Linked DNA regions of Mus musculus: region 1 is linked to region 2. The links are chromatin loops, found by intact Hi-C in ENCODE. Cell type or tissue: left cerebral cortex. All regions are shown on one strand. Links, peaks and the distances in the headings refer to the core of each region. The heading gives the core; the rest is flanking DNA.

Region 1 (5,311 bases), core at 312-5,311, 57 kb before region 2:
GTGTGATATGTGCTTGAATGAGGCGATGGAGTAGGATCACTGTACCACTTCATTAAAGACTTGGTTTTCCTATTTGCCAAGTGAGAAAAGTGGTGCCCAAATTCACACCTGAGTCTAGTCACAGCTGGCAGGGTGTAGCCCGGGGTTCATTCCTAAACAGCCTGCTTTTCAGGGTGTCCCATTGTTTTCTCCACTTTGTCGGCCTTCTTAGCCCTTTTGTAGATTGTCTCACCAGCCCCCAGTCACTCATTAAGGAAAATTAGGCCTGGAGGAGGTTAACTGCCCGGAGCTGCAGGGTCACCTCAGGAGCAAGTCAGGCACGAGGCTAATGCGAGCCAGGGCAGCAGCATGGTGGGTTCACATAGTAAGTGAATCAAGCCAGGAAATGAGTGACCTTGATTGCTTATAGCAGATGAGAGCCCTAGAGAGCTTCCCTTAGACAGACAGTCTCACAGAAAAAAAGAGAAAGAGGAATTTATTGGAAGACTCACCAAAGTTAACATCAGAAAGACTTGCCATCACAGGAAAAGATGCGTTCTTGCATATGGACAGTCTGATATCATGCCTCACCGCGGCACTTTTTGAAAGAAAAAAACTTTGAGACAATGTCTTACTTTGTCACCTTAGCTGGCCTGGAACTATGTAGACCAGGCTAGCCTTGAACTCACAGAGAGAGACTCAACTCCCCCTGCCTCCCAAGTACTGAGATTAAAGCTGTGCTCCTGGTGTTCTTTGTAATTATGTGTCCAAGTGTGCCTCTATCTCTGTGCACATGAGTGCAGGTGCCCACAGAAGCCAGCACTGTCACATCCCCTCCAGCTGAAGTTGCAAGCAGTTGTTAGCCATCTGCTGCGAACACTGGGAACTAACTCTATAAGAACAGTCATTTCTGTGATTGTGGGGTCCCAAGCATCTTTTCAGTCCCAATGCAGGTTTAAAACATAGAATGGGTGGGGAAAAAATTTCTGTACATCTTGAAAACTCAAGGCCAGTTTATACTATATGGGGAGTTCCAAGTCAGCCAGGACTACATAGTGAGATCTTGTCTCAAAAAAAAAAAAAACAAAAAAAAACCCACACAACAAAAAAAAAAAAAAAAAAAAAAACAGGAAATTGTGGTATATACCTATGATCCTAGCACTCAGTCAGGAGGTTGGCAGTAGAAAAATTGAGACCTCAAGGCCAGCCCAGGCCACCAAAATAATTAAGTAGGAACCCATTGGTTAAAACAGTACATACTGCTCTGCAGAGGACCTGAGTTCAATTCCTACCACCCATGGCCGTCAGTCCACAACCACCTGTAACTCCAGCTACAGGGAACCCCTGGCCTCCCAGGCACGACACTCACATGTACAGACCCCACACAAACATATAATTAAAAATAAAAATGTTTAAATAGGGTGGGAATGTCTCTAGCAGAGAATTTAGTATTGTAATATGATTAAAATGAGGAAAGCTCACTCTAGGTAGGTATGGTGGCTACTGAGTTCAAGGCCAGCCTGGCTTAAGAGTATCAGGAAAACTTGCTCCAAACAGAGCTAGTTAGCACTTTGTTCCTATTTCCCTAACAAGCTCAGACAGACAATTCTCCCAGATCCTACAACTTAGGGCCACCCATTAGCCTTGTCTGAAACTCTGATGGTTGCCCACCACTGGCAGAGAAGCTGAGAGGGCCTTTGGTCTTATAATTTAGGATGGCACAAATCAGTGTTCGAAGGGTCTGAAAAATCAAGCCTACAGACCTTTCTGGGAACTGAATCTAGGACGGAAGGTGAGCTGTTGACCCAGGTTCCTGGAGGGAGAGGACAATATCCTGTCTTCTTCAGTCCCAGGAAATGTACCAGAGATAGTAAAAGGAATGAAGATAATCCAAAGAGCCACTGTCCTTTTGTTCCCCACCCCTCTTTGACTATCAGTCTGTAAGGATACATGATTCTCCAAAGAATGATACCCCAGACTCAAATAGTATGTAAATGCAAAGAATGTTTTAAGCTGCACAAGTCCAGCATGCTGGGGTCTCCTATTACCAAGATAGAGACACCCAAGTGAGCTTTCAGGCCTGATTTAAAGCACATTAGAGAATTCCAGTGTAGGTGACCTCTATGTTAATCTGTTGTGCACATCTCTACAGAATTCTATTAACATGGTGTGGGGACTAGAAACTTGCTGGGGAGGTCTGGGAACTGTTACTAAGTAGCTGAGGATGTCTGGAAACTGCTGCTGACCCACTGTCCTTGCATCAGACGAGGTAGTTGGGACAGTCCATTACCTGGACATGAAGGCTGGAGCCTAGGGTTTTGTTTTGTTTTGTTTTTTTAAATCATCAATTGACTTCCCTGGACTTGCCCAGTTTTTAGGCCTAGTGTCCTTAACTGCCAATTTGAAGTCTGTCGTGAAGTCAGCCTAGCCTTCTCAAGGCTGTTAAAAACAATGGTCTCCAAGTAATCAGGATTTCCCCAGGAATCTCATGTTGGAATAAGGAAGGGTTTGACCTGAAACAGATGTCACAGCTCATCAGGCCATCTTGTAGGACAGTCAAATGATGGGCCATACCTTGCCTAACACTACTCATTTGTTCCATTTCAGTTTAAACAAACTCCACAGTCGACTTGGGAAAGTCACTGGACCTCTTCTTATGGCCACATTAAGTAAACCTATCAATGCTTTTCACTATTAACACTTTTTAGTTGGTGTACTGGGACCAGGTGGCCAAGTCTAGCTAGAGTGGACCCTAATAACTACAGCAGAAGTCTCGAAGAGCAATAGTTTCTCTAGCTCCTAAGAGGCCACAAAGCATGGCTGAATTGGATTTAACAAACCCTTAGACCCAAGCCTAGAGCTGGATGAGGAGAATACACAGTGGTGATCTTAGATCCAAAATTGTACATCGTCTCAAAATGGCTGTAAAGTTACCCCTCACATTCCCTGCAAGAGCTTGACCCATAAATAAACGTGGGCTGGAGAGATGGCTCGATGATTATGAGGACTGGCTGTTCTTCGAGGAGTTAGCTAGGTTCGATTTCCTGCACCCCACACGACCAGAGGACCCGACGGCCCTCTTCTGGCCTTCCCAAGCATTGCATGTAACAGTTGCATAGGCATAAATGCAGATAAAACACTCATATAAAATTGTTCATGGCAGATATGCATGAGTAGCTCTCCGTGACTCACTCTCTACGCCCCAAAGCAAGCCCAGCTTGCACCACGGATCCGAGACGGGCTCAATATATAACCACCTATAACCCAGACACCGAGATGGCGGCCAAGCACAGGAAGTGGCTTCCGGATCGCTTAAGATGGCCGCAACGGCGTGGGAGGGGCTGCAGGATAGGGGGCGGGGCGGGCGGGGCCGCGCAGAGCACGCTGGGTCGCGCTTGGGCTGCCGGGAAGGGGCGGAGCGCGGCCGCGCCGGCGCGTCGAGCCAGAAGCAGCCGCCGGGATGGTGAGCGGGCGCGGGGGGGAGGGGCGCGGGGCCGGGGGCGGCGGGGGCTCCGGGGCCACGCCGGGGGCCGCGGGCTAGCGCTGACGCGGGCCCGCCGTCCTCAGGACGTGTTTCTCATGATCCGGCGCCACAAGACCACCATCTTTACGGACGCCAAGGAGTCGAGCACCGTGTTCGAACTGAAGCGCATCGTCGAGGGCATCCTCAAGCGGCCGCCAGAGGAGCAGCGGCTTTACAAGGTGCGACGAGCGGGCGTGGCGGTTGCGCGCGCGGGGGTCCAGACAGGACACTTAACAAGGAGGTCTCTTGATCGTGCTGAAGAGCCGGCAGCATCAGGTCTCCCGGCAGCCGCCCCGCCCTGCCAGGCCGTCTTGCTCAGCGGTTGGGGAAACCGAGGCCTCGATAATCTTACGCAGCCGAAGGTCGTGGCAGAGCCAGGGTTTGTTCCTGGCTAGCCACCTTCGGCCTGTCGGGAGCCCACCGGAATCCCACTGTCACAGGGTGGGGTGGAACTCGAGGAATGCAAGTGTTGTTTAGAAGATAGGTCAAGATCCCACCAGTGATTCACCCAGCCAGTGTTTACCCTCGCCAGTCTTCTGATGTTCTAGAAACACTTGGCATTCAAGCTCACCTCCAGAAGCCAGCTCCAGTTTTGAATAAGCTAGCCTGCGGAGTTGGGTCCTCATGCCCCAATCCCGAGTCAGGCTTCCCAGAAGCGTGCCAGTAATCTAAATACATTGAGCTAATTCCAGCTGTAACTCCAGATTAGAGCCTGGATTCATGTCTCTAAAGGGCTTTTCTCACTGATACCCACTGATCTTTTTCTTGAAAGACCCTCTGCTGGTCTAGGAACCACATAGTGTTTTTAGTGCTGCTTTCTATGCTCCTCATAATTCCCGTTTTAAGGTTAAGGTTGATTTTTAAAAGAAAGGTGGGGAGTGGAGAGAAAAACTTGATAGGACTCAGGGGTGCAGCTGTGTTTAGTGTTAACATAACCTGTATGAAAGCCTAGGTTAGATCACCAGGCGGAAAAAACTGGGCAATAATCCTGTTTGGGAGCTAGATGTAGGAGGATCAGAATTTCAAGAACAAAATACTGTTTGAGATATTTTCTCAAAAAAAAAAAAAATTCCAACTACCTTTTGAATTAGATATATCTAGAGAGCTTGGAAAAGCCAGAATTCAGAGGCCTGTGAGTTTTATTTTTGTGTGTGTGATACCTGCTCTCATACAGTCCAGGTGCTCAGGTGCTCTGGAGGCCAAAGGGATCAGATCTCATGGAAGTGGAATTGTGAACCAATCTATATGGGTGCTAGAAAATGCCCTTGGAAGTCTCTGCCAGAGCTTTTAGCTGCTGTAAGCCATCAGTGCAGTCAGAGCTGGAAATTCTTGGATATAGTCCTGGAATATGTGTTTTATACTTAGGGATGCCTCTTCCTAAGTTCCTCACCTAAGTTGGCTGTCTTTGGGACCTTAGGACCTCTCCCTAAACCCTGCTTCTCTCTTCAGGATGACCAGCTCCTTGATGATGGCAAAACTCTGGGCGAGTGTGGCTTCACTAGCCAGACAGCACGGCCACAGGCCCCAGCCACAGTGGGCCTGGCCTTCCGAGCAGGTAAGATGGCTAACCTGGATGGATGGTAGCTAGCATCTGGTAACATCCAAAGAACAACAACTTTGGAAGCCTATACTGCTCCTCTGAGCTTTTAGGGAATACCTTTTCAGTCCACAAAGATCATGAAGTATTTGTTTCCTTGTTAAAAAACAAAGCATAGGGACTGGAGACATAGCTCAGCAATTTAAGGGTAGCTCTTCCAGAGGAGTTGGGTTCCATTCTAGGTCAGAAGTGTAATTGTACATCAGGGGACT
Region 2 (5,374 bases), core at 127-5,126:
CTTTTGGTTGTCTGGTTTTGTCAGATGGTCAGTGGATCTGGGCAGGGTGTGGTAGTTATTCCTTTATCCCAGCATTTAGGAGACTGAGGTGATGGGACAGGACCTGAGGTTAGGGAGCTTGCTCAGTCGGCAAATGTTTCTGCTGCTCAATTGTGAGGACTGATTTCTAGCAGTCCCCATTGGAGGAGGTAGATAAAGGACTGAAGGAGCTGAAGGGGTTTGTAACTCCATAGGAAGAACAACAACCAGACACCCCCCCCCCAGCTCCCAAGGACTAAACCACCAAGGAGCACACATGGAGGGACCTATGGCCCCAGCTACATATGTAGCAGAGGACGGCCTTGTCGGGCATCAATGGGAGGAGAGGCCGTTGGTTCTGAAGGCTCGATGCCCCAGTGTAGAGGAAATCGAGGGCAGGGAGGTGGAAGTGGGTGAGTGAGTGGGTGGGGGAACACCCTCATAGAATCAGGGGGAGAGGGTGTGGGATAGGGGTTTGGGGGCAGGGAAAGGGGATAACAGTTGAAATGTAAATTAAAAAAAATTACCAATTTAAAAAAAATAGAAATTTTAGGGCTGGAGAGACTGCTCTTCTAGAGGTCCTAAGTTCAATTCCCTGCAACCACATGGTGACTCACAACCATCTGTAATGGAGTCTGATGCACTCTAATGGTGTGTGTCTGAAGACAGCTACAGTGTACTCATATAAAAACAAAAATAAATCTTTTTTTTTTTTTTTTTGGTTTTTTGAGACAGGGTTTCTCTGTATAGCCCTGGCTGTCCTGGAACTCACTTTGTAGACCAGGCTGGCCTCGAACTCAGAAATCCGCCTGCCTCTGCCTCCCGAGTGCTGGGATTAAAGGCGTGCGCCACCACGCCCGGAATAAAAATAAAACTTAAAAAAACAAAAAAGGAAACAAAACAAAACATGATGCTGTGGTTCGGTCCTATAACCCCAGGGCTCTATAGGTAGGAAGATCTCTGCAGCATGTTGGCAGTCGGTCTAGCCAAATCAACAAGCTTCAGACAGTAAGAGACCGAGGTGCAAAAAATAAGAGGGAACGCAATTGAGGAAAGCACCCAATTTTGACTTCTGGCCTCCACACACGGGACACGCCCACAGGGACACACACACACACACACACACACACACACACACACACACACAAGCCTGAGGGCAGAGTTGAGAGAATGACTAGAGAGAAGCCAGGGAGAAGAGGAGCCCAACAGGAACAAGGCTACCCTAACCTTTGTGTGCAAACTCCAGCCTATGTATCTAGCCTATGGGCTAGAGTGGCCCGCTCTATCCAGTTCTCCTAAATCTTCACTCAGGGACTCTGTCTCACACTTGTTTTGGTGACTACATAGATGGGGGCGCGCTCTCGCGCCGGTCCAGCATCTCTAAAGAGCACGGGTTGTGAGCGCCTCCTGGAGTGCGGTCCTGGATTACCACTCTCAGTTCTGCAGTGGCAGAGCAAGGGCTCGCTCCTTAAAGGTACGTGGCTTCTTGCACGTATAGTGTATTAGATTTATTGCCCCCACTTCCTGCCCCATTCCCACACTACATAAACTAACACTACCAGGGAAGGAATCTCTGTCTATTTGGGCTACTGAATTTCTCAGTGTAAAGACCATAAGGAGCAAACAGTGCATGGGAAGGAGAGCTGAGAGCCCAGATTTGAGATTATCATATTGCAGAGGGCTTATAGTTCCGCTCATGTACAGAATAGATGTGTGGATAACAGTAGACCTGTGGGTGCGGGGTGCTGCATTAACTCTGAGGTGAAGGGACAGCAAGGCAACCGTGGAAGCCTGCTAATCCCAGGACGGTTTCAGCTATGTTAAAAGCAAGAAAGAGGTTCAAGGCAGAGCAAGCGTCCTCCCTGGGGGAGAAATCCTCCTGCTTCTGCCTCCCAATTAGTGGGATTACAGGTGAGCCATCACCATCCCTGTTCTTAAACTTCGGCTTTCAAAACAGGGCTCCTTGTGTCCTCAAACTCCTGATTACTCTTCCCTTACCTCCCAAGTAGCTAGGAGTCCAAATGTGGACCATCATACCAGGCCAAACTGGCATTATTCTGTGTTTGAGGTTGTCTCAAAATCCTCAAGGGATGGGATTGCAGATGTGGCCACCACACTCAATTTTGTTTGTTTTCAAAGATCTGTCTGCCTGTCTATTTATTTACTTATTTGTTAGCTATTTGAGACAGGATATCTCACGCGTATGAGCATCTGCCTGCATGCATGTGTCTATAATATGTACATGCCTGATTTTAGAGGAGGCCAAAGAGGGTGTCAGATTTCCTAACTGAATTTTGTCCTCTGTAAAGAGCTGTTTAAGTGCTGAGAATCGCTAAGGCAGTGGTTCTCAACCTGTGGGTCACAACCTCCCTGACAAACCTCTATCTCCAAAAATATTTACATTATGGTTCATAACTAGCAATATTACAGTTAGGAAGTAGCAACAAAAATAATCGTATGGTTGGGGGTCACCACGGTATGAGGAACTGTATTAAGGGGTCACGGCTTTAGGAAGGTTGAGAGCCACTACCTAACAGTGTTTCTTTTCAAAACGGTTTGTTTTTGGAGACAGTCTATGAAGAATCAGCTTCCAGGACTCGCTGTGTAGCCCAGGATGGCCTCATTCTCCTGCCTCTGTCTCCGCAATTCTGAGTTTACAGGCTTGCCCCGCCACACAGGGCTTCCCATTTTCTCTCTAAAAGTTAAAAGTTTTTTAACTTTTAGATTTCTGAAACCAAAACCAAAACCAAAACCCTTATCTTTCTCTTCTACTTACTTATTCACCTATATTGTTGTTTTTAAAACCCAGGGTCTCATGTAGCTCAGGCTTGCCTTACATTCACTATGTAGCTGATGAAAGACTTGAATTCCTGATTCTCTTGCTTCTGTTTCATTTGTGCCACACACATTCAGCTCCTGGATTCTTATTTAAATATGCGATCTGTTATTGTCACTATTTCAAATCTCAGATAGTCCTGGATTGGGAGAGGGGGGTATCTAAGGGTTTCAACGTGCTGCATAAGAATGTTCTTTGGAGGGCTGGCGAGATGGCTCAGTGGTTAAGAGTGCCGACTGCTCTTCCGAAGGTCCAGAGTTCAAATCCCAGCAACCACATGGTGGCTCACAACTATCCGTAACGAAATCTGATGCCCTCTTCTGGAGTGTCTGAAGACAGCTACAGTGTACTTACATATAATAAATAAATAAATCTTAAAAAAAAAAAAGAATGTTCTTTGGAACTGGCTCAGTTATGAAGACCATTGGGCTGCTTCCAAAGGACCCAGCCTTGATATCCAGCACCCACATGGTGGTTCATAACTCTGGGCAACTCCAGGAGATCCTATGCCCTCTTTTGGCCTCCACAGGCACCAGAAATGCACATGGTGTACAGATACACATGCAGACAGAACATCCAAATACATTTTAAAAATACACTTAAAATATGTCAGAGTTATGTTTTTTAAAAAATAAAAAAGAAAGGAAGGAAGGAAGAAAACTGGGTGGCAGTGGCGCATGCCTTTGATCCCAGTACTCACCGTGCTAGGGTGGCAGAGGCAGGCTGATCTCTGAGTTTGAGGCCAGCCTGGTCTATAGAGAGCATTCCAAGACAGCCAGGGCTACGGAGAGAAACCCTGTCTTAAAATAAAAATAAAAATAAAAAATAAAGAAATAAAATACTTAAAATGTAAAAAAGAAAGTTCTGAAGGTCACAGGCCTAAAGACGCACTTAAGCCAAAGCTACAACTTCGTAAGAATGCAGTCAAATCCTATAAAAGTCCTGTTCTCTCTATCAATAGCGCTGTCATCCTTTTAGTGATGACTCCCAGCCTGCATCCTTGCTACAAATTCACCTGTCGCCCCGCCCTCCCGGATGCAGTAGCGGGACCATGGGTTGTCCCGCCTTCTTCCTTGTTAGTAGACCCGCCCCTGATGCTGATTGGCTAGGGTGTCAAGTTGACACTGCGCAGAGAAGACCCGGAGAAGTGGTATCCGCCTCAGGAATGGCTCCGCGCCTCTGCTGCGCATGCTCGCTAGTAGTTTCTAGGCTTCCCAAGCAGGCGTCTCGCGGGGGCGCGCGCGCGGGCACGGGCTCGCTCCCCAGGGGGCAGTTGGCGGCGGGAGCGGGCGGCGGGGTCGTGGTTCCTAGAGCAGCCCCGGCTGCTAGGCCGGCGCCTGCGTTGGCGGACACTCACACGAAGGATCGGGTGGCTCAGCCGCCGGAGAGGCAGGGCCCGCTGCCGTCGGTGAGGACGGGCCCCTGCGGGCGGGAGGGTCGGACCAGCGGAGCGATGCCTGGTCCGGCTATCCTGGGGTCGCGCCCGGTGCTGGGGAGGGGCCCCAGCTCTGTAGCTCGGGCATGGGGTGCTTCTTTGTCGGACATCCACGATGCGCCTCCTTTCTACCTGATCTCTCCATCAACCCACTCGACTCCTGTACCGATCTTAACACCTCTAAATCCGGGACCACACATTCGCCCATCTTCCTTGAACCGTGTCCACCCATTGCATGTCCATCCAGCTCTGTCCTCCGTCGCGGCCCATCCTTGGCGGCCGCAGGTCCCAATGACCTTGCACTTTTTGCCGGTTGTTACCCCTCCTCGTTCAGACTATAGGTTGCCCATTGTGGCTTTCAAACTTTGTGACGCATTCTAGACTGAGAAAGATGTTTTATGTGTATATTCTGTGCCTGAAGATAGATTTCGTGAATCGCAAGTTTAAAGAGAGTCGCTTACCAATCTCACATGACGCAGATCTATTTAGGCTGTGTTCTAATTCATTCCTTTCTGTTCCGTTCCATTCCATTCCAAATGACTGACTTGCTAACCCATTGATTCAAGACCTAGCTTATCTGACAGTTTTAAACCCCCCTTTACTCCTTACTCTACAATCAGATAACCATCCCCAAGAAAGATCTTTTTGTTATGATGTTTTGTTTTTAACTTCTTTGCTTTCCAGGGTCCTTACCATTGCTGGGGCTTGGTTTAGATTTCTGGTATGTTTATCTCATTGTTCTCCCAAGTGCCACTAGTCTGACTTGTGGGAACAAAACAGCATATGAAGTAGAGGAGAGCTGATAATACATGCTCACTTATGCAGATGAAGATGGCTTTGCTGGGGGAGGGATGTGAAGCTGAATTGTTAGGTAAAGGAATCCGTCTAGCCAAGATTCTCATCTAGGAGGATTGCGGAAATCTATCAGTTGGCTTCCCACATCTCATGTGGGTTTTCCTTATCATTCTGAGTGTGTGTTTGTGTGTCTCTGTGCATGCATACACAAGGCTGTTTATCACTCTCTGCCTTATTCCTTTTTGTTTGTTTGTTTCAAGACAGGGTTTTTCTATGTAGCCCTCATCTGT

Evidence for each region. Hi-C counts contacts between places; a loop is a spot of excess contacts. Peaks named below come from ENCODE experiments on the same cell type or tissue, not always from the same donor. Only the 100,000 strongest peaks of a DNase experiment are listed, where the experiment ranks them.
Region 1: a loop joins it to region 2, with 3 times the contacts of the local background. A loop is called at or near these places in 15 of 42 quality-filtered maps.

Annotation. Positions count from the first base shown.
Region 1 is chr17:23,827,214-23,832,524 of GRCm38, reverse strand. Elob (elongin B) reads left to right here and starts at 3,416. Exons shown (of 4, transcript NM_026305.2): 1 at 3,416-3,442; 2 at 3,547-3,681; 3 at 4,952-5,057. The coding sequence starts at 3,440. In left cerebral cortex, for the core only: CTCF peaks have their summits at 3,071 (motif pointing left) and 3,696; DNase peaks (open chromatin) are centred at 3,218, 3,686 and 4,011; H3K4me3 peaks cover 2,392 bases; H3K27ac peaks cover 1,580 bases.
Region 2 is chr17:23,770,303-23,775,676 of GRCm38, reverse strand. It overlaps Flywch1 (FLYWCH-type zinc finger 1), which reads left to right and starts at 4,075. Exons shown (of 8, transcript NM_001357994.1): 1 at 4,075-4,262. In left cerebral cortex, for the core only: CTCF peaks have their summits at 1,430, 3,192 (motif pointing left) and 3,861; DNase peaks (open chromatin) are centred at 1,414, 3,989, 4,489 and 5,062; H3K4me3 peaks cover 1,951 bases; H3K27ac peaks cover 1,444 bases.